Regions from separate parts of the Homo sapiens genome. Here region 2 is linked to region 1. The links are chromatin loops, found by intact Hi-C in ENCODE. Cell type or tissue: heart right ventricle. All regions are shown on one strand. Links, peaks and the distances in the headings refer to the core of each region. The heading gives the core; the rest is flanking DNA. Region 1 overlaps CDON (cell adhesion associated, oncogene regulated). Region 2 holds the start of DDX25-AS1 (DDX25 antisense RNA 1).

What was found. Peaks named below come from ENCODE experiments on the same cell type or tissue, not always from the same donor. Only the 100,000 strongest peaks of a DNase experiment are listed, where the experiment ranks them.
Region 2: it touches region 1 in a loop (4-fold over the local background); 2 of 110 quality-filtered maps call a loop at or near these places.

What each region holds. Positions count from the first base shown.
Region 1 is chr11:125,986,993-126,002,871 of GRCh38, forward strand. CDON (cell adhesion associated, oncogene regulated) reads right to left here. Exons shown (of 20, transcript NM_001378964.1): 11 at 14,727-14,858; 12 at 10,215-10,418; 13 at 7,879-8,060; 14 at 7,292-7,397; 15 at 2,645-2,767. Among named protein-coding and RNA genes, the nearest start is that of VSIG10L2, 49 kb to the left of the region's middle. In heart right ventricle, for the core only: no CTCF peak of the experiment used is centred there; no DNase peak of the experiment used is centred there.
Region 2 is chr11:125,929,821-125,945,699 of GRCh38, forward strand. DDX25-AS1 (DDX25 antisense RNA 1) reads right to left here and starts at 9,222. Exons shown (of 4, transcript NR_199024.1): 1 at 8,866-9,222; 2 at 1,485-1,647. RefSeq lists enhancers at 3,138-4,091, 5,443-6,007 and a silencer at 12,314-12,473. In heart right ventricle, for the core only: CTCF peaks have their summits at 12,395 (motif pointing right) and 12,596; DNase peaks (open chromatin) are centred at 9,391, 11,971 and 12,351; H3K27ac peaks cover 1,916 bases.

The DNA of each region.
Region 1 (15,879 bases), core at 4,129-12,128:
TGTCCTGGTCAACCCTAAAGAAAACAAAAGAGTTTCTGAGGCACAATGGATATTCCGTATCATATATTAAAGATCATGATTACTCCTAGGGAAGTCCATCAGGTTTAATCACTCTTTCTTTATTCTTAATTCATTTGTAATTCTACCAAGCTTCATGATCTGGTTTCCAACCCCTTGCTAAAGTTAAAAACTGAGGACAGATGGCTTGCACTGAAGGGTGAGTGAGATCCATTAACACTGATAGGAAGAGACAGCTAACAGCCTGAAAAAAGAAAGGTGAGATGAAAAACATAAAGAGAAGCCAAAGAACTAAAAGAAACATCACAGCAGTCTCTGATCTTCGGTGGGAAGGGAAAACGGCCAGGCTTCAGCGCCTCTGTCATCCCTGAAAACCTTCCTCAATTACTCAAGATAAAACCGTCATTGTTCACAAGAACCTACAGTCATTTTTTAAAGGTTGAAGTACACATGAGATCTTCCATGTAAACAGGCTGGGAATTATGTAATATGTAATTACGTAAAAGTCATTCAATATGAATAGTTAACATTTCAAAGATGTTTTTTGTTTTCCACTGACCTGAAAGTCTGTAGGTAGAACCTTTTCATTCCCTACTGATGTCAGAAAATGAGGTATACTATTGTAATCACAGCTATACTATTATACTATTATAAATAACAGTTATAATGTTTTATGTTTTGTCTGGCTAGATTCTTAAATGTCCTGGGGACAGAGATGATAAATTTCATTTTTATTTAACTTTACTCCAAGTATCCCATGAACACATCACAGCGTCTGGTCCAAAAAGGCACTCAAATATATGCTAAACAAATGAAATTCAAGGTAAGTCTAAAGGTATATGGATATATGTTTAAATATGGGCTTAAGATGTGAGTATTGCAGCAGAAACACACATGGTTTAGAGTTTAAAAGCTGGAACTAAGCCTTGGCTTATCATTCAATCTTTTGGAGCCTCCATTTCCTCATTTTTTAAAAACGTACTTTTTCATGTCCTCATTTTTAAAAAGGAATAATAAGATCACCTGTAGAGACCCTGATGGCTGCCCAGCTCACTCAACAGCCTTCTTTATCATGTTACGAGAGCTCCAATTTTGTTTGGGTGTCTACCTCAACCCCACAGAACTCTGGGATAAATCTGGTCAATGGTTTAGGGGCTGTGTGGGGCTGAATTGTGGCTAATGAGACTGGTGGGAAGATCTAGTAGAGGACGTTGGGGGAAATTTTCCTTGTTCCTGAAAATAGACACGGTCAGATATGATAACACTTTAAAGGTGATGCCCAGAACTGTGGCGAGCTATCAGCAGTGCTAGTCTTAGAGCCAAGGTGGCAATGGGAACATGACGAACAGGAAAGACAGAAAAAAATGAATTTTTTTTTCTTTTGAGACAAGGTCTCACTCTCTCGCCCAGACTGGAGTGCAGTGGCCCGATCTTGGCTCACTGCAACCTCTACCTTCCAGGCTCAAGCGATTCTCCTGTCTCAGCCTCCTGAACTAACAACGTTGGAGTTAGTTACCTACTTCTGGGCTGCTTATTTTGGGGATAACACATTTCCTCACTGTTGAAGCCTACTGAGAGGAGATTGTCGTGTTCCTTGCAGTTGACAGTATTCTCAAAGTTGTTGTGAAGATTAACTGAGACTGTGGACGAGTGGTTTTGCTCGTAAACATCTAATGAGCTATTTCTATTGTTCCCCTGTGGTGTCTTCTCTTCTTAAAGACGGCAACATTTGACAGTGAATCTACCTATGTAGGCAGAGTTGAGAATGTTCAATTTAGAATCAGCAACTGCTAATTCTAAACTTTACTACACTTAATTAAACAAGTAGATAGAAGTTACATATCTGTCATTCAAGAAACCACCTTTAACATATGTTGCACTTCTCCTTAATATTCTTAAACTTTTGTTAGTATTCTCATTCTCACAGCAATCTAGAAAGTAGTCAACAAATATTTCTAATATCTTTGTAAAGAAAAACGGAAGGGTTCATGACCAGCCTGGGCAACACAGTGAGATGCCGTCTCTAAAAAAAATAAAATAAAATAAAAATAAAGAAAAGGGAAGGGAGGTGATTTACTTAGAGTCACACAGAAACTAATGAACAGGATTAATGATTATGTAAACTATTTTTTAAACAAGCATTCTAGCCCACATATTATACATTTGTTGGGACAGTCTAAGTGTATGCACCTAGAAAATGGTCCAAAGCAGAAACTTCCTTAGGCAAATACATCAATAGTCATGTCCAGGCACGGTGGCTCACGCCTGTAATCCTAGCACTTTGGGAAGCCCAGGTGGGTACATCACCTGAGGCCAGGAGTTCGAGACCAGCTTGGCCAACATGGTGAAACCCCATCTCTACTAAAATTACAAAAATTAGCCAGGCGTGGTGGTGCGCACCTGCAGCCCCAGCTACTTGGGAGGCTGAGTCATGAGAATCACTTGAACCCAGGAGGTGGAGGTTGCAGCGAGTTGAGATTGTACCACTGCACTCCAGCCTGGGTGACAGAGTGAGACCGTGTCTCAAAACAAGACAAAACAAAACCCAGAATATATCAGTAGTCAGAAGCAGTAATCCAGGGTTGGAATTCTATCACTGTCCAGGGAAAAGCAAAAATTCTCCTACCTTTAGTCTCGCAGATCATCACATTGCTAAATTCACTTTCTCCTCCTTCATTGAAGCATTGCATTTTAATGTCATAGGAGGTTTCTGGCTGCAGGTGGCCAATCATGTGCCACTGCTTTGAACCTAAAAGGAAAAATAAAAGGCTTTACACATCATACAGCCTAAATGATAATGTCAATATAATTAGTTAATGTTTTCAGGATGAGGCTGGAGCAGCATCCACTACCATCCAGTAGTTTGTGCAATAAAAATGTACTTAATAGTAAGTATTTGACTAATGCACCACAGATAAACAGCATTTCTATTACACGGCATGAAAAAAAGGTAAAGAGAGGAGATAAACTGACCTAAAACTATATCTGTGTGTTGGCAATAATACTTGTTTCACTAAAAATAATTAGTGGGAGTCTTTCATAAAATACATGTTAATTTCATGCATAGGAAAGAAAGCCCAAGTCCTTTCATCCCTATCTTAACCCAGCAAGTCAATCCATGTTCCCCCACCAAAAAGCAACAGGACATTTGGGACCAGCAAAAGGTACACTACCCAGAGCAACTGACCAGTTACAAGAATGGCCTTAGCAAAGCTCCCAATTCCACTGTCATGGATGCAACGTGAACTGACATATGACCGAATGCCTGAATAAACTGCTGAGGATCACCAAAAAGCAAAATCTACTCTGGGAAACTCTTGGCCACCACCCCCACTCCTGCTTTTCTTTTGAGTCAAGATCTCCAAACCACACAAGTATCTCTAGCAGAATGATTCTGTTATCCGTGGCACACAGCCAACATTTCATTTAGAAACACTCCTAAACTGAACACTCCAGTAGAAATCACTCTTCATGTTGACTTCCATGGACCTGTGACAATCTTTCATAAGCAGGGACACTTTTGCCAGATTAAATTAACTCTTCAAGCACCCTTAATCCCTTGTGGAAACATCTCTTCAGACTGTCTCCACTGTTTCTTAGGAACTCAAGTATACCCCCAACTGATTTAAGAATTAATTAAAGGGGGAGAAAAAAAGCAAAACAAAACCACACATGCAAGTTAAATCTACTTGGCTGAACAGGACCAATATCGCCAGACTCCTTTCTAACTGAACACAGACAAAAATATTTCAATCTGAAAGTACAAGCCTCTTTTCAGGTCAACAGTACAAAACCCTTCACTTGTACAGACCCGCGTTTTTTAAGGAAGAAAATCTGCTTGTTTTAGGATCGTCTCTGAAAGGCTCAAAAGTGAGGAGTTCTACGCCCCATTTATAAATGTAAAAAGGACCCCCCAAAAGATGTTGACTCCAAAACTGGTTGAAAATGGAATAGATCTGTCTCTGAAATCCAAAGGCTTTCCAAAAAACTTCTTTTTTTGTAGTCTTGGGTCTTTCCCAACCCAGCCCTACACTCACCTACACTATAAATATTCTCTTGAATAATTACTACACTAGATTTGAAGTTTTCCTTTCATAGCGTTCATAAAAATGGCATTAAACTAGGCTTCTGATATGTTACTAAGAAGAGAAAAATAGTTAAAATGATACATATCTTGTTAGATTAATATTCCATTGTTATAGTTATTCTTCCACTGGCTAAAATTATAGGAAATATCAGCAAAGAGAAATAATTTTACTGATCATTGATGAATAAGACAACTAAGTACATCATTAGGTTTAAAACTGACCAACCAGCATGTATCCTTTGATTAATAGGCAATTATTTTCCCAAAGGATATTTTAGAAAAGGTAAGGCTTTACCTCAGAGAGAAACCAAAACACAGACTTAAAGATCAGAATGACTGATATTTTACTTGGAATTGACTTAACTTTAGAAGATAAAAATATTCAACACCAAAACACAGGTGTGCTGGAAACATTTATAGTTTATCTAAATGTGGAACCTAATTCAGAAAATAGGATAGCTTAATTGTCCTTCTCTTACTGTACTCTTTTACAATTTGACTTTTAATTTTATTTTCAAAAGTTTAAATTTTGGGTCAATTCACAAGTCATCTAAAACTTAAAAAAAAAAAACTTTAAGTACAAAGGATGAATACTTCTGTTCCTGTGATTTGGAGAACAGACCAATAGTTTCCAACTGCTACAAAAAGAATTTCAAATGCATAAACTTGAAAATATAGAATAAGCAAATTACACAGCATAGTGAAGTCCACTTAAACATCTAACTGCTCAGTATGTTACATTTATAAACAAGTGCTCTGTGAACCTAAGGCAAAACTCACATTTGCAGACACTACTACTAGATATAAAAGCTTCTTAATTTCCAACTTCCATGCTCAATATGCATATTACAGAATTTTGTAAAAGCTCAAAGATTTGACTAGAGAATATAGTTGGAAAACTGTTTATTAGTGGATATTTCTAGAACATAGAACCAAGAAGGGTGATGATGATGAGAGAGAGAAAAACAGAGAGACAAAGACAGATACTCATTTTATTTACATGTCTTGTTTAGAACCATTTTATGGCAAATATTTAGCCTCTGTCAAAAAATTCTTAAAATAAAATTCTGACGTCCCCACTGCCCTAAACCCAGTGAAATAAAAGGAAGACCTAGACAGGCCCCAAATGGAGGACAATCACTATTAGGTTGGTGCAAAAGTAACTGCGGTCTTTGTCATTAAAAGTAATGGCAAAGACCGCAATTACTTTTTACTTTTGCACCAACCTAAATATTATCCTTCCATTTCTTTTTAAAAATAGGCTTTTTACTGGCATAAAGTATGCATACAGAAAAGTCTACATAACTGTACAGCTCAATGAATGTTCACAAGCTGGACATGCTCATGGTACCCATATCTAAGTCAACAAAGAGAACACAGGAAAGCCCCCCACCTCAAACATCCCCTTATGCCCCTTCCAGGCTCTGCTTTCCCATGAGACAGCTACTATCGTGAGTCCTAAGAGCACAGAATAGTTTTGGCACTAAAAGTTATGGCAGAAAAGAAACAATCATTCCCTCATTCAAAAAATATTTATTGAGCACCTACTATGTGCTGAGCATTAAAAATTGGATCATAAATTTCTCATTATATTACAAAAGTCATTCCACTGGATAAATATGAAAAGGACTGCTACAGTATTTTAAGAAATGTGATACAGCATAATGTAATTTATTATAACACAAACTATATGCAGTATTTCATGTCAAGAAGTCATATGGAAAATAACCTTGGCCTATGGCAATTTTCTGACATAATTCACTAGGACATTTCTTATTTCAAAGAATCAGAATCTTGGAGTGCAAAAAAGACCTTGGAAAAAGCCTTCCTCCCAAAGCAAGAATCCCTTCCAAGATGTCACTGAGAAGCGGGCATTCAGCTTCAATTGAGCACTTCCAACATTAGGGAGTTTACGACTTTGTGGGGGAACCTATGCTAGAAATGCTACGTCAGAAAGTTCTTTCTTACGCTGCTTTCTTGCAACTTCCCCTCCCCCAATTGACTCAGCTCCTCTTCCACATAACAGTCCGTAAATACCTGAAGGTAGCTATCGTGTTGCTTCTGCTAGTCTTTTTCAACCTGAATATCGTTAGAGATTCCCTTGTTCTTTGTGGACTCCATTCATACATGAATTCAATACTGGCCACCTCACCACTGTAGGGGCTGGACATAGCAGTGGGAGAAAAGGTCCTATGCTCACAAGGGAGTTAACATCTAGTAGAGGAGACAGACTTTAAGCAAATAGTTTCAAACACACACACAGTCTCTGTCTCTCACACACACATGCGCGCGTGCGTGCACACACACACACACACACACACACACACAACCACGTGCTTAAACTTTGATAACTGCTATGAAATAAACATAAAGGGTATGGTTAGAAACTACAGCAAGGTACCCTCTCATGCAAATGAGAGGAAGTCACCCGAGGGGAAGTTATGGGGAAGAGTTCACTCCCTGTAACTTGACTGTCAAACATTTTGAAAAGTGGGACAATTTTTCTGTGCACACAACTAGGTAAAGGCAACAGGAACTACCCTGTGCCAAGGTCCTGAGGCAAAAACGTCTCAGTGCACACAAGGAAACTGAAGGAAGTGCCAGAAAGGGAGAGATGCAAGAGACGTGGTGTAGGCAGGGGCCAGCCAGGTCAGGTGGGGCCTTCAGGCCATAGGCAAAATTGTGGATTCTATTTAAATGCAGTAAAAAAAAGCAGTTTCAACACTCTTCACCATTTTAGCTGTTTTCTTTCTTTTCTACATGCATTCCAATTTCTCAGCATCTCTACAAGTGAGCAAGATGCTTAAGACATCATCTTTCTAGGACAGACTCCAGTGAAAATGAGTGAGATAATATTTTTTTAAAGTAGCTAGACATTATAATGGATTTTTATACTCAGGTCACTGTTCATTTAAATGAAACAGAAATCAAAATTTTCTTTCAGATGAACTACTACTGATTAATCATATTTCCCCCAAATGTTTGTACAAGTTTCTGCAACCAGAATATAAGGTGCTGCATATATTAAGCGGGAAAAGGTGGCTTTCTTTGGGACAAATTCAACAGCAATAACACATACACCATTCCATTTTGTACTGTCTTAATTTGGGATGATGCATTTTATATTCATAAACCTTCTTTCTCCAAAGCGCCTTTACAGGGACTCCAGTGTGCCAGGGGACTTACCTTCTACAACATCCCTCTTGTAATCACTGTCATTGTCACTATCTGTTGGTCGGTAATAGATATAAAATCCTTGAATGGGAGTGTTATTGTTACTTGATGGAATGTACTAAAAAACAGAAGCAAAGACTTGTCAAAGAGAAAAATTAATGTAACCTTCTCATTCATTAAGGTTTCTTTATCTACTTGGTCACATTTTTCTAGGTTCATTTTGCAAACATACTAATAATGGCCATTTTTAATTTACTTCAAAGGTATTAAAAGCATTTAGCTTATTGCGAGGTTAAACAGAAATAAGGCAGTACGTTTCCCTGGGTTCAAAAGCATAAAAGCACATTTGGTTCAAAATGAATCATGATGGCAATTAAGTTAACAACATTTGGATAAGAGCCGAGGAAACAATAATTTTCCTTTTAACCCTGCCCCTCCTCAAAATATGTGCTCTTATTTAGACAAATATTGGTGCCCTTGCACTTCCCCTCAATTAAAAGTTCAAAATTTGCTGTTTACTGTATTGTGTCATGAGAATATTAAATTGATTGTTAACATGACCAAACCACAAAATCTCATTCCAGAAGATGTGTACTGACCGTCCACTTTAGCATGATCTGAGTATCGCTGACAGCCTCTGTGTATGCAATGTGAGGTCCAGTTATTGGACGGCTGGAAAAGCGATTGGGGAACCCAACCACTTGATAAGGACGAGATGCTGAACTCCGAAAACTCTCACCATAATGGTTGATGGCAATGACCCTAAATTTGTATGTTGAACCTTTGAGGGAAAACAAAAACAAACAAACAACAACAACAAAAACATAACTAAGAAAAGCTATAATAAGACAACTAAAGGCAGAATAGTCAAAATATGGCAATTGTGCTGAAGTACCTATCTATACTAAAGTATCTAAAGCCTGTATGGTAAATAGATTTCAACCCAATTGACAATCTCAATCAACTGGGAGTGGCTGCTCCGTGCATGGTGTTCAAGATCCCAAGACCTTCTTAGGAGTCACCAAGAAAGAGCACTGCAAAAGATTAATGACATCTCAGGGAAGAAGCAGGTAGAGAATAGGAAAGAGGACATTTGCTCTTTTCACCATCCTGTTCTAAGTCATACCCATCAATGACAGTATTAGTTGAACTATCTGTCCCCAAAACTAGGTTCTTTTCACTTTAAAAGAAACAACTGAAGCACGGTTTAATACGGTGAATACACTCATAAAGAGGCACTGTGTGGGCGGCCGCAGATGTCACTCTGGTTTCACTGCTAACAGTGTAAGAGTAAGAGGGAGCAGATTTAACTACTGTGGAAGGAATTGTTTGAATTAGATATTAGGAACTTTAAAAAATGTAGAGGACTGTGAATTTCTGAAAATCGGAACCTAAAGAATAAATTAAAATCCTAAAGCAAGTTTCCTGATAGCTCAAAAATAATTACTGAGCTTCTGAAGACAGTGTTTTCAATCTATGGAATGTTTCTTAGCTTCAACCACATTTAAAACTGATGCTTCTCCCAACTATACCTACATGATCCTATGCTGCGCATGTTGCTTGTTTTGACAGCCACAGGCATTTGCTACTAACGTACATTTAAAAGTCCTGAAAAAAATTGCCATGAAACCTAAACGAATGAAAGTACAGAAAGTTTATTTATGCTTTTTGTCTTTTATGGTTTAATTTCTCTCATATAGCCTCAAGATTCTTGTGGGGAGGGGAGGGTTCCTCTGCTGAAACAAAACTTAAAGAACAAACGCGTGTTCATCACTGACTCATGTCCACAACACTAAGCACTGAGTATTACAACCGTGCTGAAATTCAGCATCAGATCAAATAATTTTTGTCAAATAACAAGCAATTTTCCTCTTATTCAGTCACAGCAAAACACACACACACACACACACACACACACACACACACACACACACAAAGATGTACACCACAGTATTTCTAACTGTAAATAAACAGAAATAATCTAAAGCCCAGAAATAAAGAATAGGTAAGTGGATTATGGTATATTTATTTATATGAAAGGTAAATCTCTACTAAAAGTTGAGTTTGTGAAGAATTTTTAATGATACTGGAAAACATATACGATAAAATATGGGGAATATTGGATAATAAAACAATATTTATGGCACGATCCTGCGGTGGCTCACGCCTGTAATCCCAGCACTTTGGGAGGCTGAGGCAGGCAGATCACCTGAGGTCAGGAGTTTGAGACCAGCCTGACTAGCATGGTGAAACCCCATCTCTACTAAAAAATACAAAAATTAGCTGGGCGTAGTGGCAGGCACCTGTAATCCCAGCTACTCGGGAGGCTGAGGCAGGAGAATCGCTTGAACATGGGAGGTGGAGGTTGCAGTGAGCCGAGATTTCGCCACTGCACTCCGGCCTAGGCGACAGAGGGAGACTCCATCTCAAAAAAAAAAAAAAAAAAAAAAAAGGCTAAGAAAAAATACAACGAAATATAAACAATGATTATCTCTGAATGGGTGAATTTTAGGTGACTTATTCTCTTCTTTATATTTTCTTTATTTTCACATTTTTATACAATAAGCGTGAATACTTTAACAATTCGAAAAAAAATATAAGACTACTAAAAATATGCATCTGCCAGGTGCTATGGCTCACGCCTGTAATCCCAGCACTTTAGTAGGAGACCGAGGGCGGCAAATTGCATGAGCCCAGGAGTTCAAGACCAGCCTGGGCAACATGGCAAAACCCTGTCTGTACAAAAAACACAAAAATTAGCCAGGCACGGTGGTGAGTGCCTGTAGTCTCAGCTACTTGGGAGGCTGAGGTAAGCCATGATTATGCCACTGCACTCCAGCCTGGGCCAACAGAGTGAGACCCTGTCTCAAAATATATAAATATATGGATCTAAAGTTCACATCGATGGTAAAAGGAAACGTTTGAATATTACTACCTGGTTCTAAACTACGAACTTCCACTGAAAGTTTGGAAGGAGGGATGTCTTCAGCTGCCACCAGCCAATTGCTGGTCCTCATCCGTTTATATTCGACTTTGAAGGCAGTGATTGGAGAACCCCCGTTTGCCCGAGGAATCCAAGTGACATAGACTGATGTCTCTGATGCAGTGGAGATGGTAGGCCGATCTGGTGCCTCTGGAACTAAACACGGAAACGTTCATTTCAATAACCCACCATGTCAGAGACAAGAATAACATAGTTAAATTAAAGGGATAAGTCCCAAACTTCATGTTATTAAAGGTTCTTCACCAAACTTTTTGCCAGAGTTTATAACATTTACAGCAGTCTTCCTGTCCTCTGTGAAAATCTAATGGGAATACAGGAAATAAAGAGAAAGTAAAATGATCTATAAATTTGATAATTAGCTCTGAAAAACTGAAAGCTAACAAGTATGATCATTTTGACCATGCTATTCAGATTCATGGCTGAAATAAAATGTAAGTATTATTTGGTGCTTCAAGTTTGATTGTGGTTAAAATTTATAATAAATCTTCATAATTATGTGTTATCTTATTTAAATGTTTTTCTTCATCTATCCAAGCTACACAAAATGCACTCAGCAATCTACTAATTCTTATACTATTACTATTCCATATTATCTTAATACACCTCAAGGCTATAGGAAGGTTACTCCAAAATACAGACTATAAGTGGCAAAGAGAGATAAAATCTGACTGATAAAATCAATACTGTTAATAAAGGGGAGAGAGAATGCTGCTCAGGATGAATACGGGAAGACAGGATATGTCATTAAACAAAAGTGCTAGCAGAAAACATGATCCACGTGAACATGTAGAAAAGGGGGTCAGGGAGCTAGGGTCTAGCAGTTTTCACTTAGCACTGCCAAGGAAAGGGAATGCCCTAACACACCAGGTAGATGGTCTAGACTCTGCAGGAGGTGAAAACATGAGGAGTAAGCTCATCAGCCATTGAAACCATGTATCTAACTCTTCTTGATGACCAAGTGATATGGCTTGGATACTTATTCCCTCCAAATCTCATGTTGAAAAGTGATCCCCAATGTTGGAGGTGGGGCCTGGTGAGAGGTGTCTGTGTCATGGGGGTGGTTCCCTCATGATGGCCTGGTGCCCTCCCCATGGTAGTAAGCAAGTTCTCGCTCTGTTGATTCACACGAGAGCTGGTGATTTAAAAGCATGTGGCGTCTCTCTTGCTTCCTTTCCCACCATGTGATGTGCCTGCTCTCGCTTCACCTCCCACCATGACTGTAACCTGAGGCCTCACTGGAAGCCAAGTGATGCTGGTGCCATGCCTGCATAGCCTTTAGAACCATGAGCCAAATAAACCTCTTTTCTTTATAAATTACCCAGCCTCACGTATTCCTTTATAGCAACACAAACAGGCTAACACAACAAGCAATCTTGTGGTTGTAACTGGCTTCCCACTTGGTTCCTACAAGGAAAGAATGCTGACAGAAATAATCCGGTCTGTATGACAGTGACATTGCAAATTTGTAATTGCCATTCTGCTTTGCCTTGATCATCTGTGAACTGGATAGACATGAGCCGGTTTTTGAGAGACCAGTGATCTTTTGGCATGCTGACAATCAAGTTTCTAGAGCTGGAATGTGGAGGGCCAACTCTGGGCCATGGTGACGCTAGTTACTTTGAGAAAGCCACTAGGGAGCCCCATCTCTAGCCCATGCCATGCTCCTCAATTGAGCAACACCCTTCCACCTCAACATGTCTTCAACCCACCATACAAATACATACGAAAGAAGAAAATAAAGTTGAATGTGGTATTTGTATGGAGAAAACTGTAGCATTTAAAAAAAATAAATTGCTTAAGGGATAAAAGAGGAATGTATTCAAAGCAGGCAATGCTGAGTGATACTTACTGTATTCCTTTCAAGTTAGAAAGCAATGAAAACAGAATGAATAGTATGGTTAGTGAATCTTTTTTAATACTAGAAAAACCAAACAACTTCCTTATGTTGATTCGTCTGAAATCAAAACTCACCAAACACCACAGTTCAAATAGGAAAAAGAAAGTTATTGGGGAAAATGTCTGCACGGAAAATAATACCTTCCATATCTAAAAGAAATAGCATGTGACTGTTAACAAGGTAGAAAAGAAAGACGGCACTGGAGTTAGAAGCGGACTTGGGTAGCAAGCCGTTTCTCCACTTTCTGGACGATCTGAGGCATCGTGCATGGTTAACCTCCTCATGTGTCAGTTTCCTAATCTGTAAAACAGATGTGGAAATCTGTTCCTCATTAGGTTGTTTTGAATATTAAATAAATCTTTTCTTGTGGTTATTTCTTCTTGGACAACTCCAAACTCATCATTTCCAAAACTGAATCCATAATCTTCACCTAAAAACTCTTACTACTTATCTTGGTAAATGGTCTTCTGGTGCCCACACCCAATCCATCATCTTTCTCCTTCTCATTCAGTGTGGACTCCATTCCCTTAATCTCTCATACAGGTCCTCCCCTTCCTCCATCCACACTGTCACTCCCCTTATTTCTCTAGCCTTTTCTTTTGCTATTCCTCCCTTCTCCTTCTCTAACATCCTTTGGGGTTCACTATAGCTTTCAAGGAAAGATTCAACTTTGAAGCATATCACACAAGGCATTCCCCACAGTAACCAGTCACACTAAATAAAATCTCTAACCTCTCAATCTCTAAACATAATAGAACATATCAGCCACTTGTCGAGATGTCTTTGCTAGAAACTCTTTTGCTGTTTCATCTGTCTGTATCGTCGTTCTCCTTTGAAGTTTAGCTTATGATGCAGAGAAGCCTCTCTTATCTACTCACCCTTGTCTACACTGAGTGACTGACTTAGATATTTCTCGTGAACCCATAACACCAAGGGTATAATCTCGAGCATAAGCAATCAAAATTGTTATCAGTTTGTCTATATTATCCACATATTGTTAATGGGTTTAGGTATTTATATCATCCACTATACTGTAATTTTTTTAAAAAAATAGAAACAGGATCTCACTCTGTCACCCAGGCTGGAGTGCAGTGGAACAATCATAGCTCACTGCAGCCTCAAATTCCTGGGCTCAAGAGATCTGCCTGCCTCAGCCTCCTGAGTAGCTAGGACTACAGGTGTACCCCACCACACATGGCTACTTTTAAAATTTTTTGTAGATACTGGGTCTCACTACGTTGCTCAAGCAGTTCTCAAACTCCTGGACTCAAGCGATCCTCCTGTCTCAGCCTCCCAAAGCACTAGCATTACAGGCGTGAGCCACTGTGCACCACCATGCTAGGCCTATATTGTAAACTTCTTAAAGGCAAGGATTATTTTATCTTTGCTGTTCCAGCATTTTATACAGTATCTGCCAGAGGGTGTATAAAATAAATGGTAAGGTTTTTTTCAGACATTACTTTTATTCACATGAAATTAATACTCATATACGTAATCTGCTTAAGGTAGCTGAAACGTGCCTCAAAGATAAGAGCACTCAAGTAAAAGAGATTCATGATATTGAAGATACAGAGGTGCTTCGGAGGGAGTTCAAAGTGTTATAACCTGCTTTTGTCTGACATCAATTCATGGAAAACTGTAAAAATATGGAAGAGAAGTCTGAAAATTCTCAGAGCTTAGCAATGAAATTTTAAGTCTTCCCTAGATGTCCTGCCTGATGTTTTAGGACAATCACAAAAAGCACACCTGGCTATAAGTGTAGTGCTCATATAAGTGTGAAATTGAAATACTAAAAAAGTCTTTTGAAAATTATACAGCTAAGACCTTTAAAAACCATAAGATTAACTAGATATAGCAAAAAATAAAAATAAAAAGTAACATGTAATCCTTCAGTAAAATAACTTACCACAGGTACCACTATACATTTTGATGAGTCACACACATGAAAAGTGAGATTTTCAGAGTTCAAAATATAAATGTCCTTCTCTTACCAGAGAAGAAACAGAAAACTCCTTCCTTTTTCTTTTTTTTTTTTTTTGAGGTCTCACTCTGTCATCCAGGCTGGAGTGCGGTGGTGTGATCTCAGCTCACTACAACATCTTCCTCTCAGACTCAAGCGATCCTCCCACCTTGGCCTCCTGAGTAGCTGAGACTACAGGTGTGTGCCACCACACCCAGCTAATTTTTTTGAATTTTTAGTAGAGACAGGGTCTCCCCCTCTGTTGCCCAGGCTAGTCTCAAACTCCTAGTCTCAAGTGATCTGCCCACCTCAGCCTCCCACAGTGCCTAGCCACAAAACTCCTTTCTTGAGTTCTAAAAACTTAGTACCAGAACATTTTGAGTCAGAGTTAATGAAGTTAAGTACTAATCATGATACTGAGATGCTAAAGTTTAAATATAGGACATTAAAATTGTTGAAATAGAACCTAAAAGAACTGTATGGTAAGATATGAAAATAAACAAACACCCTATTCCACCCCACCTCCCAAAATCTGAAGCAGGTCAGTTATATTTGTAAAGAAACAATAAAATATTCTTCTTTTTACCTCCACTGTGCCTAGAGGAATCTGTAAGTACCACTCCAAAATTGTTGTTTGCAGCCTCTGAAACAACGGGATACTTAGGGATGCCCACGGGTGGAGAGGATGCCTGGGTGTTTTTTGATGACGCTGTTTTTTCTAGAAAGGTAAATAAACATATACAGTAACATAAGCATATATGTATGTAAAGTGGAAAAAAAAGAGTACTGTGAAACTTACCTGGTATGTGGTTATAAATTTATGAACTTATCAGACACAGCATCTAAATGTAAGACCTACTTCATAAATACTTAGCTGATCTGAGGAACTGACCAAAAATTACTTTGTTTTTTTCTAGTATCTTTAAAATAAAGCTAAAATGTCTTTCTTCATTCTAACTTTACGTATGCAAAAAAATAGGTGAAAAAGCCAAATGACTAAGTGTTCAAACTATTAGTCCATTTTTCTTTTTACTGTATATATTTCTTAATTCTAAGCTATAAAACTCACCATTAAAGAGCTTCTGCTAAGTTTTCTAAGGAAAAGCCTCACATTGTTTTAATATTTCAAGAGGCAAAAAGTGAAATTGATTTGTTAAAAACTGAAATGCATGATTACTCAGTATTTATAGGTCAGACTCCATGAACACCTAATGACTGATTATGAAAATGAACTCAAGATACATTTAAGATAGAAAGTACTCGTTATTTTTCTGGCCAGACTTAGTAATTAGATGAAAGGGTCTTTTTCAAAAGCCACTAGTTGGTTTCTTCTCAATCTTCATACCTCCTTTTCGTTACAGTGCCATACTAAAATACTCTTCCACCCAGTTCCCTTCTCTACCCACTAACGTCTCTTTGTTCATTTACAGCCAAGCCACGATGGCATCTTTTTTATCAAGCCTTCCCTCACAAGCCGCCCTGCAGAAAGAATATCCTTCCTCTGTGCTTCCCCAGCACTGTCCTTGGAAATCTCCTGTGGTACTTGGCATATTCTGGTCTCTTTGCCTACAATCCTGCCCACCTCCACACTATCCAGACTCCAGCCAGCTCAAATGTTCCAGCTCTTCTCAGCTCACTCAGAGGTAAAATCAAAGTCGTCCCAAGGTGGATGGTGTGCTGTGTGATGTGGACACCCCGTTGTTCCCTGGGATCTCTCCCCTACAGCCTCCTCACCCACG
Region 2 (15,879 bases), core at 5,949-13,948, 55 kb before region 1:
ATTCCTCCCTGACACCACAGTGCTATCATGCTTCAGCCTTTGACAGGCCTGCGTGGCTTGAAGACAGAGACCATTTGTAATGGACCTGGCTCTCTGTCAGGCCCAGCACCCAACCCAGTGCCTAGCACCCCCTAGATGTTGCACAACTATGGCAAGAAGGAGGGAAGGAGGAAATTGTGTAACCCCAATTTGTAGTAGAGTTTTGTCTTAGCTAATGTGTTTTATAGTAGGGGTTCCCAACCCCCGGGTCACTGACTGGTACCGGGCTGCCCAGCAGGTTTGTGGCAGGTGAGCGAGCGAAGCTTCATCTGTATTTACAGCCCCTCCCCATCACTCACATTACCACGTGAGCTCTGCCTCCTGTCAGATCAGCAGCGCCATTCGATTCCTATAGGAGCACAAAACCCTATCGTGAACTGTGCATGTGAGGGATCTAGGTTGCGCGCTCCTTCTGAGAATCTAATGCTGATGATCTGTCGCTGTCTCCCATCACCCCAAGATAGGACCATCTAGTTGCAAAACAAGCAAGCTCAGGGCTCCCACTGATTCTACATTATGATGAGTTGTATAATTATTTCATTATATATTACAACGTAATAATAGAAATTAAAGTGCACAATAAATGCAATGCACCCGAATCATCCCGAAGCCATTCCCTCCACACCCCTGTCCGTGGAAAAGTTGTCTTCCACAAAACCAGTCCCTGGTGGCAGAAAGGCTGGGGATCTCTGAGAGCACTCTATCTCAAACTTTAACATAAATATGATCTCCTGGGGATCTCGTTAACCTGCAGATTTCTAGGTTAGTAGGTCTGGGGTGGTGCTGCTACTAGTTTCCAGACCACACTTTGAGTAGCAAAGTTTTAGAACACGGATCTAGGTGAGGATTCTTGGCTGAAAAAAAGGAGAGTGGGGTTAGGGGTGCTAGAATCCTGGTCACAGTTATACTTTAAAGGTATGTGTACAGGCCAGGTGCAGGAGCTCATGCCTGTAATCCCAACACTTTGGGAGGCCAAGTCAGGTGGATCACCTGAGGTCAGGAGTTCGAGACCACTCTGGCCAACATGGTGAAACCCCTTGTCTACTAAAAATACAAAAATTGGCTGGGTGTGGTGGCACATGCCTGTAGTCCCGTCTACTTGGGAGGCCGAGGCACGAGAATTGCTTGATCCCGGGAGGCGGAGGTTGCAGTGAGCCAAGATCACGCCACTGCACTCCAACTTGGGCAACAGAGTGAGACTTGGGTCTCAGAAAATAAAAAAATAAAAATAAAAGGTATGTGTATAGGCAAGAAACTTAGAAACACAAAGCCATTTGACAAATTATAGGGCTGATAAGCGTGTGGGTGACTTTCTTTCACGTGTTTCTTGCTATAAAGTGTTTGCAAAGAATAAAAACTGCAAAGAAAATCAGTGAAAGGGAAAAAAGCAGTTCATTCTCAGCCACACAGAGGCCATGTGGGGCACACCACTCGTTGCCTCTTACCTGAGCTGCTCTGCACTGCTGGAACAAGGTTTCTGGCTGGGAGGTTTTCAAAATGTTTTCAAACAGCCTGCTTGAGTTTGCTCCAGTTGAGAAGCATCTGAGGCTATGATCACAGCCAAGGGTGATATGTAACAAGCTGTCCCACCTCTGATGCAAATGAAGCCTGCAGAGATATAAGAAAAGCCTTCATTCCTCAGCCAGGGATAACACACAGGCAGACCAGGTGACCAGTGACACCCTTGGCACCCACTAAGAGCGGTAAGAAAAATCAATTTAAAAGTTTGCCTTTCTTACAAAAAGAATTTTTATGAGGCCAAAGCGTTGACAAGTTTGTCAGTCCCAGAATCTGCTAACACCCTCCCGCTAGCCCCTTAGATTTTTTAGTACTTTTCCCCTCCTCATTTTTAGAGGGGAGGAAAAACCATCTTGAACAAGCAGAAAGTTTTATCCAAGGTGTTTGGCAGCGACTCTGAGCTCTAGGAAAGATTTATGTCTTCGTCCTCTGGCACTGCCTAGCGTTAGCTCACTTAAAACAACTGAATATATGAGTTCACTTTATCCTGTCAAAGTAGAACCTAGGGCGGCATGGTACCCAGCTGGGGTCCACGGGGACCCTGAGGCAATGCTCATGTCTCAGTCACTTATGCTGAGCTCAGCCATTTTTATGTCTGTCTGAGATCATTAAAATGAGGAGGGAAGGGAGCAGAAAGCCCTGTGGAATGAATGGTGTGATGGAAACACCACTAGAATCTAGAGGGCTCCGCCAAAAACATGGATTTAGGGGTTCACTTTAAACGCTGCATGTCTCCCATCGTCACCCCTCCCATTAGTAGTCCTTTGGACAGGAGCAAGACCAGTTGCTTGGAGTATGAGCTTCCTGGAGGGCACCTCCAGAGAGGTTTCTCCATGCTGATGATCCCAAGAATATTTTAATTTTCCTTGTTAAGTCATTGGTTTTCTTTGCTGCTGCCCCACTACCATTAAGACTAGGCCCTGTGATGGAGCCCACTGCCCCTGAAAAAGGAACGTGTATTCGGTCCTGGATGGATTCTCCAGGCCAGACCCAGGTCCACCCACCTCACATGGGCACGGGCTCAGGATTCGCCAAGCAGCTTTGATATTAACCTAAGACAGCAAGATTAGAAAAGGCACTGCTGCCCCACAGGACTGCACTGTGCCGCCTGAGCCCAGGGAGGCAGGGGAGCTGGGGGCCCAGGGTCTGTGCCTGCCCATCCGGGAGGACGGTTGCGGGACCCTCTGCTCCCCAGCCCAAGCCTGCTTCCCCTTCCGGAATCCTCAGGCTTCAGCCAGAGGGAGGGGTGGTTTCTGTCTTAAGGGTGGGGACCTGGGATTCTAATAGGCCCTCACAATTTCTTGGCATTTAAAGGTGACAGAGCCTGTCGCCTAGAATGAGAACAGTCCAAGGGCAGGGATTGTGCCCTCCTCCTGGGGAAGGATGGAAAGGAGGGAAGAGCTAGTTAGTTGTTAGCTGATCCTCACACATCCTGAGAAACACTCATGGAAATGCAGTAATGCCATTTCATAAACAAGGAAGCTGAGGGGCTGCATCTGCCATCACACAGTGGAAGTGGAATTTGACTGGGGCCTGTCTGAATCCCATTCTTGGCCCTTTCCTGCGTCAGCACTGCCCAAACCTCAATCATTCCCATAGCACCATCACCATCTTCGCTAGTCTTCACACTACACACAGCTACATGTATATGTAACTAAATTCTTAAATCTACTGATTGTTTAAAAATATAACTAGTTTGATGTGCTAGTTGCATTTTTCCAATATGCATTAGAACAAATAAAAGAATTGTCCATCCACGTGTCACTGGCATGCTGCCCAAAGTGCATCTATCACACTAGAGCAGCGGTTCCCACAATGTGGTCCCCAGATCAGCAGCAGCAGCAGCGCAGCAGCACCTACGAACTTCTTAGAAATGCAAATTCTCGGGCCCCACCACAGACCTCATGAATCAGAAGCCCTTGGGGGTGGGGCTCAGCAACCTCCCCCTCAAACTCTTCTGTTATCCTGATGCCAGTAAATGTTCGCTTTGCTAGAGTGTTTGACCACTTAAGAGTGTCCTGGTCGTTTCACCTGTGTGCCCCCCGGCCCCTCCAGCCATGCCCTGCTCACCCCACCTCTGGGCCTTTGCCAGAGCCATTTGCCCCTCCTGGATTACTCTGATCTCCTCTTCTCACAGTGTCATTATGAGGACAGAGCACATGAAATCAGACTGAGCCTTTCATGGCTGAGTTCAGAAAGACAGTGATTATAATGTGATGAACATCTGCCTCAAGGAAAACACCTTGAAATTTACACATGAGCATGCAAAGTTGTCAGAGGCATTTGAACCAGAGCAACTCCGCCTCAAATAGGCGCTGGGTAAAATGAGGCTGAGACCTACTGGGCGTCATTCCCAGTTGGGTAAGGCATTCTAAGTCACAGGATGAGATAGGAGGTCGGCACAAGATACAGGTCATAAAGATCTGATAAAACAGCTTGCAGTAAAGAAGTTGGTCAAAACCCACCAAAACCAAGATGGCCACAAGAGTGACCTCTGGTCGTCCTCGCTGCTACACTCCCATTAGCGCCATGACAGTTTACAAATGCCATGTCAGCATCAGGAAGTTACCCTATATGGTCTCAAAAGGCAAGGCATGAATAATCCACCCCTTGTTTAGCATATTATCAAGAAATAACCATAAAAATGGGCAACCAGCAGCCCTCAGGGCTGCTCTGTCTGTGGAGTAGCCATTCTTTTATTTCTTACTTTTTAAATAAACTTGCTTTTGCTTTGCACTTTGCTTTTCTTTCTTGCGTGAAATCCAAGAACGCTCTCTTGGGGTCTGGATCAGGACCTCTTTCCTGTAACAAAGTGGCAGTGCTTGCTTATTTTTCTGTGACTCCTTGGGCCAGGATTCAGAAATGATGGAAAGGACCTAGCAAATAAGTGAGTTCCACATTCCCTAGAGCCCTGCAGGTCCAATAGAACTTTCTGCAATGATGGCAGTGTTTCATATCCACACTGTGTTGGGAGACAATTCCCCATGGGTCTCGTGCATTTGTACACATTTTTTATTTTTTTTAGACAGAATCTCACTCTGTCACTCAGGCTGGGGTACAGTGGCACAATCTTGGCTCACTGCAACCTTCACCTCCTGAGTTCAAGCAATTCTCATGCCTCAGCCTTCTGAGTAGCTGGGATTACAGGTGCGCGCCACCATGCCCTGCTAATTTTTGTATTTTTGGTAGAGACGAGGTTGCACTATGTTGGTCAGGCTGGTCTTGAACTCCTGACCTCAAATGATCCGCCCTCCTCCGCCTCCCAAAGTGCTGGGACTACAAGTGTGAGCCGCTGTGCCCGGCCGCATTTCTACACATTTTGTAAGCAGAGGCACTGCTTTTGTTCTGGACACCTTTCAAGGATTTTTGTATTAATATGTAACCAGCAGTCTTGGAAGACAATGTCTTCCTCCAGCACATAGGGCAGATGCTTACTGCACATTGCAAAAGAACCAGGTTTCCTAAACTCAGGGTTCCTTTCTTGTACAGCAACCCACTGTATGTGTGGGTATCCTTTGGCCTCATTCATGTTGCCCTGTGGCAATTGGAGCTCAGGAAACTGGAGCAAGAAAATACTGATACTCTGGTTACTGATATTGCTATAAATAATAAAGTTCTTTGTCTCTGACCCAGGAGTCTCATGTCTTCTGCCAGCATCCATGAAATGGTCAGACTAACTTGTTAGTTTGCAACTGTGGTAAAATATGCGACCCTTCATATTTCTTGTAGTATTGAGCACTTTAAATGTGACTAGTGTGACCAAAAAAATGAAATTTTAGTTTGATTTTAAATAACCACATGTGGCTAGAGGCTACCATATTGGACAGCACAGTTTAGAATGCTCAGGCATAAACTGGAATAGCCGCTGGTCAGGGATGCTGTAGAGGGAGCTGTAGGATTGACACTTAGGTGATTTCTAGGTTGTTTTCAATATTTCAGTTTTGATTCTGTAGCTCTAGGAAGAGTAGAATTATGGAGAGGCCAAGGGTAGAGAGATGCCCTGTCTTTTTATTACATCCAGAGAGGTTTACTGGTATTGTTGAGAGATGAAAGTAAAGCAAAATGGGGGCTGAGTTTGGAGACTGGAGATGAGGAGATGTTTCTAGCATAGAATGCAAGCCTTTTGAAGAAGGCTCGGAGGCCAGAGAGAATATATGGCCAGAGAAGATGAGCAAACCAGGGGTCCTTGAAGAATTTACTCAGCCCTGCCCTCCCCTCCTTCCTGCAGCCTGAGAACCTCCCCCATCTCCTCCTGGCTGGCCCAAGTCTCCTTGGACCCTGCTCGGCTTCCCAGGCCTCTGCCCCTCTCACCTCCTGGCTTAGAACAATCTCCTCTTTGATTGCTGGCTCAGGCCCCACTGACTGTCAGGTCATCTGTACCTAATCAGGAGGAGCAGGGGCCTGAAGGATGATAAACGGGGCTTCTCATTTCAATAAAGTGTGTGCAGAATATTAGAAACAGCTGTGGGACTTGGCTGGCTGTGCCAGAACCTGTGGAGGCCTAGCGTTTGGGGGAGGAGAGTCGAGACGGAGAACACCAGGGCAGAAGTCTGTTTAAAGGGTGCTTTGCCACCTAGGGCTGGCAAAGCCGGTAAGCTTAGTTCAACACCAGCCCCTGCCCGGAGCCCTAGGCCTGGACCAGCCTGGAGAGTGCTCTGCAGTTGGACGACTCTGGGCGCGGCCAGGCAGGTCTGGATTACCCAGCAGGCGTTTATTTACCTTTATCGTCATTTATTTTACAAATACCACATAGATTTCTGTGCAGATTGCTTTTCTCACCTAACAAAACATTGTGAAAATCCCTCTAATTTATTCTCTTTTTTTTAATCAGTAAAATGCACATAACATAAAATTTACAATCTTAGCCATTTTCAAGTATATAGTTCGGTAGCGTTAACTATATTCACATTGTTGTGCGACCCTTCTCCAGAACTTCTTCTCTTCCAAAACTGGAATTCTATATCCATTAAACAACTCCCCATTTCCCCTCCCTCTCCAGCTCCTGGTAGCCACCCTTCTACCTTCTGTCTCTGTGGTTTTGACTGCTCTAGGTATCTCATCTAAGTGGAATCCTAGAGCATTTGTCCTTCTGTAATGTATTGTTTTAAAAGATGTATAACATTACATTACATGGGTATATGTATATCATTCAATCAATACTAATGGTTTTGCCACTACAAAAAAATGCTATATTTTTGTATGCATATCCTCAAATATTAAAGCTTGCTTTTTATCCCCCATAGCATAATTTCCAAAAATTACATAGCTCAAAGAGATGTATATTTTTAGTTTTCATATATTTTACCAGGTCCCTTTCTCAAAAGTCTGGGGTAATTCACATATCCACCAGCTGTGATTAAGAGTGGTTTCTCCCTCATCTTCTCCAGCCCTAGGTATGATCATTCTTATTAAGTTTTGCTATTCTGATAAGTGAAAAGCAGTATCCCATCTCTAAAATTTGCATTTCCTTGACTATTAGTGAGGTTCAGCATCTTTCCATAAATGTATTATCCATTTGGATTTTCTCTTCCATGAATCACCTATTTCTATCTTTTGCCTATTTTTCTACTAGGTTATTTCTCTTTCTTATTGACAGACAGGATCTTTGTGTACCAGATATTAACTCGTTATTGGTGGTACATATTGAAATATTTTCTCCAGTCTATAGTTTGTCTTTTGACTTTACATATAGTATCTTCTATCTTTCTGTTTTCTTTTTTTTTTTTTTTTGTCTTTTGTCTTTTGAGACAAAATCTCACTCTGTTGCCCAGGCTAGAGTGCAGTGGTGCGATCATAGCTCACTGCAGCCTTGATCTCCTGGGTTCAAGCCATCCTCCTACCTCAGCCTCCCGAGTAGCTGGGACTACAGGCATGCGCCACCATACCCGGCTAATTTTTGAATTTTTTGTAGAGACGGGGTTTCGCCATGTTCCCCAGGCTGGTCTGGAACTCCTGAGCTCAAGCGATCTGCTCACCTTGGTCTCCCAAAGTGCTGGGATTACAGGTGTGAGCCACTGCACTCAGCGGTATCTTTTTTTTTTTTTTTTTTTTTTTTTTTTTTGTGAGACGAAGTCTCGCTCTGTTGGCCAGGCTGGAGTGCAGTGGCGAAATCTTGGCTCACTGCAACATCCACCTCCTGGGTTCAAGCAATTCTCCTGCCTCAGCCTCCTGAGTAGCCGTGACTACAGGCACGTGGCACCATGCCTGGCTAATTTTTGTATTTTTAGTAGAGATGGGGTTTCACTATGTTGGCCAGGCTGGTCTCAAACTCCTGACCTCATGATCCCAGCGGTATATTTTATCTTTCTAAAATTTAAGCTTCTTATGTCTCTCTTTTCATCTGTAGCTTCTGAATTTTCTACTTTATTTAGAAAAATCTCTTCAAACTCTAGATCATATATTCTAATATTTTTCCTCATGAAACTGTTTTAAATGTTATATTTAAATCTTTCGGATCTGAAATTTTGTTTTAATAACTTAATGAGGTAGAGGTCGTAACCTTTTTTTTTCATTCAGACATAGAGTCAACTGTGCCTATACAATTTATTAAAGAAACCATAGTTTGAATCCACTGGTTTGAAATACCACCTTTATTGTACCCTATAATCCATACGCACGGGGATAAATTTCTGAACTTTGTTCTATTTCTGCCCTATGGGGCTATTTATCTTGTCCTGTACTTTTAATGTACGATTTGATCCCAGTAACTTTATAGTTTTCCTTAGGCCACTTGTAATATTTCTTTGCTGCTGTTGTTTTCATCATTACCATTAAAAAATTCCTTCCAGCTATCAGAGCCTGTGAATGTCAGTAACTTCAAAACAGGCCAGAATAAAGCCAAGAAGGGGAGGGATGGGCCTGTCCCTTACCTGTCCATGTGCCTTTTCAGGAATCAGCTGAGGCAGTGGCCAGACAACAACATTAGGTGAGCACCCACTACGCATTCAGCATTGCTCTTACCACTAACGACAAAGCTGGAAGACCAGAACTTCCAGCAATGGGGTAACAAGGTTCTTATTTCTCAGCTCTGGACCTGTATCTTCTGCAGCCAGTTTTGCGATGTTGGGCTTGGACCCTACCAACTCCATTTCTGTTTTGCCAGTCACTAGAGGGAGGCTGCAGGCGGGACAGGAAGTGTGGACAGGCTCCTTCCTGTTTGCATCTGTGTGTTCCCTGTGAGGGCACCCCAGCAACACATCTTCACCCCAGGAACAGCAGGCCCCTCCTGGAGCAGCACCTGATCCAGTTTGCAGTGTTCCCAACACTTGCAGCTCCATCATCCACCCCACCCCAGCCCTGCATCCCTACCTGAGAGACCCCAGCACCAGCTGGCAGGTGCCCCTTCCGCAGAGGTCTGGGTGCAGGAGTCCTTTCTTCACACCCGGAGACCCCAGCTCCCGCTGAGTTGAGCCCCCTCCTCAGATGTCTGGGTCACAGGCTCTGGAACCCTCCTTCAAAACTCTTCCTTAGGGTTCTCCAGCCCTGGAGTGGTAGCTGCTCCTGCAGGTGCAACCCCCATGAAAGCTTACTCTTCTCTCTCCTTACCCTCTCCTTACCTAATTAACAACTTCATACCTCATTATCAGTTCCTTATGCTGAATTCTCTTTTCAAACTAACTGGTGTGGTTTCTGTCTCCTGATTGAACCCCAGCTGACACAGGTAATGAGGAATTGAAGTTTTCTGGGAAGTGAGGGCTGCCTCTCTTGGCCGCCCTGCTGAGAGCTCCCTTCCCTCCTCCATTCCCAGAATTATTTGGCTGCTGGTCGCCAAGGAGACGACTGACAATTTCCAGTTGCCAAGCCTCACCCTGGAGCTCTACAGAGACATTATGGAAACTCCCCACTCCTTCCTGCTCCTCAGCCAGGGAACTTGGAGAATCTAGCCAGGTTGGGTGGAGGGCACTGGGAGGGGATAGAGAGGAGGTGACAAGCCTGAAGATGGAGAGAGCAGCTAGAAGTTTCCCTGGGCCCTGGCTTCCCCAACAGACCTCAAAAGTCTGGCCCACCCTTGAAGGCTAGGGCTGGCCTGGTGGGCATCCCCTGTGCTGGGTCCAGACAGACTCCTACCAGGGACCTCCAACCAGACCCTCAACTACAGAGAACTGTCCCTATATTGTCATTCCCGGCCTGGTAGCAGCACTGTTGCCAGATGGGGCAGAACCCAGGAAGAACCTGGGAACTGAAGGGCTAGGAGTCTTTCCTGGGGGAAGGAACTGCAGCTGTCCTGAGCACTTTGCTCATATCAGACAGCACTCAAATGCACTGAGGCCTAGTGTCACAGCCCGGGAAACAGCAACAACAGCAACGCTAATAATAATAATCGTAGTGGTGCAGTAGGTGTGACTCTTACTCTATAAACTTAGGTGCACAAAAATATCCATTTCTCTATTTCACTAAAATCAAGTAGAGTTGAGTTCATTCCTGGGGCTCCTGCCTTTTTCCAGCGTCCCACCAGAACCCGGGGGCTTATTGCTATGGTTTAAATGTGTCCCCAAAATTCAGGTGTTGCCAGTGTGGTAGTATTAAGAGATGGGGTCTCCAAGAGGTGGTTGGGCCACGAGGGCTCCTCCCCTGTGAATGGGAGTAGCTGCCCTTATAAAAGGGCTTGACAAAGGGAGTTTATCCCTTTTTGCCCTTCTGCCTTCCACTATGTGGGGACATGGCCTTCGTCTCCTCTGGAAGATGCAGTGACAAGGCGCCATCTTGGAAGACAACAGCTCTCACCAGACACCGGACCTGCTGGAGCCCCGGTCTTGGACTTCCCAGTCTCCAGAACTGTAAGAAAATAAATTTCTGTTCTTTATAAATTACCCAGTCTCAGGTATTCTAGTATAGCCACACAAATTGACTAAGAAACTTAGGAGGGATGAAACCAAGGGAAGGCCTCTAACTGCTGGTCCATCGTGGTGGTTGTTGGCCTGCTCGTTGTCCAAGCTTTCTGTGGGCCTGTGCAGTCAGCAATAGCTCTCCAGTCCTGTACGCTCTGGGGTCCTGGCCTGCTGTCTCCAGACTCTTCTTCTCCCAGGTACCTAGTGACCTCTGAACTGTCCCCAAACTCAGGGAAATCTCTTCCTCTCTGCTCTAACTGCCCCCAAAGGCACTCTCCTTTCTCCATCTCACCCCTTCCACCACCCGGCATACCTCACACAACTTTTACAAAATTAGGAAGATGTTAATGTACAGCTTCTTCCCTGCAAGAATCCCCATGGCAATGCAGGGCTAGAGGCCTGGTGAAAGCAGCTTCTGGTCTGTTTTTGCGTAGTAGTTTAAGGTAAGCTAAAGACATCGGGACATCTCATTGCTGAGTGTTTTAGTATTCATTAAAAAACAGAAACATTGTCTTACATCATCAAAAAACTATTCTCACATATAACAAAATTAATTTTCTAACTTTTTTTTTTTTTTGAGACTGAGTCTTTCTCTGTTGCCCAGGCTGGAGTATAGTGGCGTGGTCTCGGCTCACTACAACCCCCACCATCCAGGTACAAGTGATTCTCGTGGCTCAGCCTCCTGAGTAGCTGGGACTACAGGAACACGCCACCACACCCGACTAAGTTTTGTATTTTTAGTAGAGAGAGGGTTTCACCATACTGGCCAGGCTGGTCTCAAACTCCTGACCTCAAGTGATCTGCCCGCCTCGGCCTCCCAAAGTGCTGGGATTACAGGCGAGAGCCACCGTGCCTGGCTTCTAATATTATCTAATAAACAATTAGTCCCATTTCACAGAGGAAAAACTAAGACTTGAAGTGGGTGAGTAACTTGTTCATCGTCACTCAGGTAGTGGGAACAGAACCAAGATCTGAACCCTGATGTGATTCCAGCTCTCCTCTTTCTTCACATCTCTGCACAGCAGCTTATACGCTCTTACTAATCCACCATCCCGCTCTTACAACAGCTCTGAGCAGTGTCAGGGTGAGCATTGCAATCACATTTTTAACCAATCAGGAAACAGAAGCCATGAGTGTTTTGCTCCACATGCCCAGGTAGGGCTGGTTGAGAAAGGGCTCCGGGAATGGAAAGCAGATGGAAGGAGGGTCAGCTCCCAGGTGAAGCTGGCGCCAGAAACTAGGCCTCCTTCCCTGCGGCCCCAACAGGTGCTCTCCCAGCACTGTCACTGCCTCAGCCTTGGCCTGCGTCTGCCTCCCCTTCCTTCCTCTCCTGATCTGTTCACCTCCTGTTCCCAACCCTTCCATCCAGGGCCTCCTTCATTTCCTCTCTAGTCTCTAAGGATCAGTTTACAAAGTGACTAGGCAGTGGCCCCTGCCTGTCCTCTGTCCCTGTTGTCCTCCTTCCTTTCCTTAGCCATGAACACAGCCGGGGACACGTTGCCTGTGGAGCCTCTAACCCATTTCCTCTGCAGCCCTCGGCTGGTCTCCTGCTGGGGTCCCGGAGGGCCGGGCTGGCCCAACAGCACACATGGAGAAGCCATTTCCTCCAGGAGCATCTGCTCCCCTCCTCAGCCCAGCTGTCCCTGTCCTTTCACATGCTGCTGCTCCAAAGCCCTATGATTTCAGAATCAGGATTCAAAATGGTCACAAGGCAGGAGAGCTGGGTTAAAACCCACAGCACAAAAGGAGGGGCCTGTAGGTTGGCTCAGAGGCACAGGGATGTGGTGCGAGACAAGCGTCATCTGTCCCTGAGTTTACCAAGTACCCACGGTCTGGTGTAGCTGCTGCCCATGCACAGCGGAGGGTCCTGGAGAGGAGGCAGCTGCAGGCACCTGGCGCTTGTTCCAGCCGCACCACTGCCTCGTCCAAAGACACAGGGAGACTCAGGGAGCCGCCGCTTCCTCTCAGGAGAGCCAGGTGTGCCCAGCCATCCTCAGGAGCCAGGGGAGGCCTCAAGGGGGCAGTGTAGCCAACATGCCCTGATACAGGATAAACGTTAGCTGAGGGGGATCCGTGAAACTCAGTAAATAACTGAGCAAGACTTTGAGCATTTTTATCAGAAGAGAAGGGATTTAGCAGTTCCACAGGCCCCTGGCCAGACTGAGTGAGCCACAGTCTCAGAGTGGACGGGGACGAACCAGAGAATGTCCAAAGACGGGGAGCAACCTGGGGCACAGGAAATCAAGCCATGGGGAGAAAATAGGGGAGCATTTGAGCCCATTCATAAAATATGAATAGCAATGCTTTCTCATGGGGCTGTTGGGAACCCCTAACCCACGCCTGGTGTATGTAAGTGTACAACAAATGGTGACTAGTATTATTTATTTAGGTGGAGAAGAGAAGAGCAGCACACGCAGTTTCAAATAGTGAATGACTTTCATCTGGAAGTGAGTGGGGTTTGAGTAATTTTACAAAACTTCCATGAAAGAATTCCCCAAGGATAGAAGTGTCAGGGAAGCAGATTTTCATTCAACTTAAAGAGAAGGAGGGCGAGAGCTAACATTGATTCAATGTATCTGCGTGCCATGCTGGGTGCTTGTGAGGGGTTTAATACTGGTGGTTGTATGTCATTTGTCCAATAACTTGAAGAGGGAGTTATTATTATTTTCATTTCACAGATGAGGCCACAAGATGGAGACGGAGCGGGTTGCTCACCCAAGTTCATGCAGCGCCCATCTGACGTTCCCCCGGGAGGAGCTGCAGGGCCTTCTTTCGAGGAGGTGGCAGAGGGGCTTCCTGCGTGCAAAGGAGGGTCCCACCAGCCCTTTTGGAACCTCAGCCTGGTCCTCCAGAATTTCACCTCAAACTACTGGAGTCTAGGTCCTGAGTCCCTCCTTATAAGCCCCTCATTTCTGAGTTCAGCTACGAGGCCACTCCAGGGACTCCAGGTTGCCCCTTAGTCCACACAGTTGCCTGTCCTTCCCTCCAGGCTGATGTGAGCCCTGGGGGCCCAGGCAGGCTGGGGATGGAGGCCACGCAGTGAGGGTGGAGAGCACAGGCCCTGAGCAGGAGGGGACGATGAGAAGCAGGCACCAGAACCTGGGAATCCACAGCTTTACCTGCCCCAGGGCCCGGCTGCTGAGCTTGCACAGTGCAGAGCACAGCTCCAGGTGACCTCAGCTTGGATGAAGCTCCTTGGGAAGGGGGGAAGGAGGGAAAGAGAGGATCTCTTGTCAGGCCTCCAACCCTGCCACCAGAGGATGGAAAAATCTGACCCCATCCCTGTGCCTTAAACTTAGACGCTCAAGAAACATTTGTTCAATTCATTGTTTACGTTCTTTGGTTAAGAGGTATAAGTAAGTTTAAGAGGCAGGAGCTATACATGCATAATCTCATGTGTTCCTCACAGGAAAACCATTAAAGGAAGAAATTGAAGCTTAGAGAAGTTCTGTAAGATGCTGAGGTCACACAGTAATAAAGAGATAAATGTGTGTTCTCATTACTGCGCTTTCTTGTCTCTCAAAGCAAGGAACCAGCTCACCTTGTCTCTCCCAGCTCCTCACCTCCCGAGGCAGCAGGGACAGGAGCCCTGGGCCTGTTCTCCCATTCCAGACACATCTCTTCTCTTCCAGACAGGGGCTGTGGCTCTGCCATGGGGTTCCTGTTCTGGCAGAGCCAGGACACAGGATGGGGGTAGGCTTCACCTCTGTGATGGTCTGTTTTATGTGTCAACTTGGCTAGGTCATGGGGTACCCAGATATTTCAAACATCACTCTGGGTGTTTCGGGAGGGTGTTCTGGGGTGAGATGAACATTTGAATTGATAGAATCAGTAAAGAACATTGCCCTCCCCAACATGGGTGGGCCTCATCCAATCAGGTGACGGCCCGAACAGAACAAAAAGGCTGAGTAAGATGGAACTCCGCCTGCCTGACTGCCTGAACTGGAACTGCGGTCTTTTCCTGCCTTCAGACTCAAACTGAAACCTCAGCTCTCCCTGGATCTCAAGCCTGTGGACAGCAGATCTTGAGATTTGTCAGCCTCCATAATCACATGACCCGATTCCTTATGATAAATCCCTTTCTGTATATACATACAACCTCTTCGTTCTCTTTCTCTGGAGACCCCTGACTAATATACCCTCTCTCCCTGACTCTCCCTTCGAGGGTCCCCTTCCTAAGGGGAAAGAGCAGGTTGAGGAGCCCCACCTGACTTCCGTGTTCCTGATGCCCCAGCTGAGAAAAGGCTGGGGGGCTGATAACGCAAGCAGCGTAGACTAACTCTGCATCAGCACAAGCTCTTGCCACTGCCAGAGGATCCTTTAAAGCTCCCCTGATTCACATGGCTAGAATTCTCCCGTTCTCTCCAGAGACAGGGGCCGGCCACCCTGAGGTGGAGAGTGCTGCCGGATCCCCACACTTTATTTCCATAGGAACCTCTAAGGGAGATCGGAGGAGATTCCCAGTCTGGGGAGTGGGGGAATCAAATGAGTGGCCCGTATGCACTGGTCACCAGGGGCAGTCAAACCTGACTCTCAGGGACCACCTGCCATTCTGCTCCATAGCTGAGTTAGGAGGGAAAGGGAACTCGAGACCCTGAGGAAGGCATGGAAGGGCTTGGCCGTGGATCGAGTGAGGGTGGGATAGGGGTCTGTCCATACAGCCTCTTCATGCAGCCACTGTCCCAGGCAAGTGAGAAGCCAGAGTGCCACAGTGACATCTTGGGCCCTGGAGGAGCCACCTGGAATTCAACTCTGACAGCTCCTGTCTTGGCTGAGCCTTGGAGAACCTGAAACCGGACATCAGATCCCCCTTCTCACTGGGGTTCAGGAATCTCATCCTCCGTCTAACCCTGCCACCAGAGGATGGAAAAATCTGACCCCCTCTCGGGCTGTCATTCAGAGACAGCTAGACAACAGGATATGCTCCAAGAGCTAGAGAGACAGAGAATTCAGAGAGCCCTGGACAGCAGGAATGCTGGGCTCCAGCCCAGCTCCGGGATCCAGACTTGATAGTTCAAATCTAGCTAGGAGCATGAATGGTGCACCTACTGCATGCTGGGCACTGTTCATCCGTGTGTGTGCATGAGCGCATGTGTGGACAGGCATGAATGAATGAATGAATGATATCAAACACATATGTGTGCATGAATTATATCAAAGATTTGTAAAGTACATAAAAAATAAACGTACAGCTTGAGGAACTGTAACCCTCACTCGACTCAAGGAACAGCACATTTCAGCACCCAAAAAGCACCCCCGTGTGCTAATTTAAGTCTTGTCATTTGATATTCACAATATACTCTTTACAACAAAGAAGGTGTTATTATCCCACTTATCTGTGAGGAAGCTAGGGCCCAGGGAGGCTCGGAAACGTCCTCGCTTTTCAGATTATCACCAACCCCAGCTGTCTGACTCCACAGCTCCTCCCGCCACTCCACCTAAAGGTTGTTTGAACCTCAAGGTCCCTGTGGTCGGGAGTCCTGTGTTGGGCAGG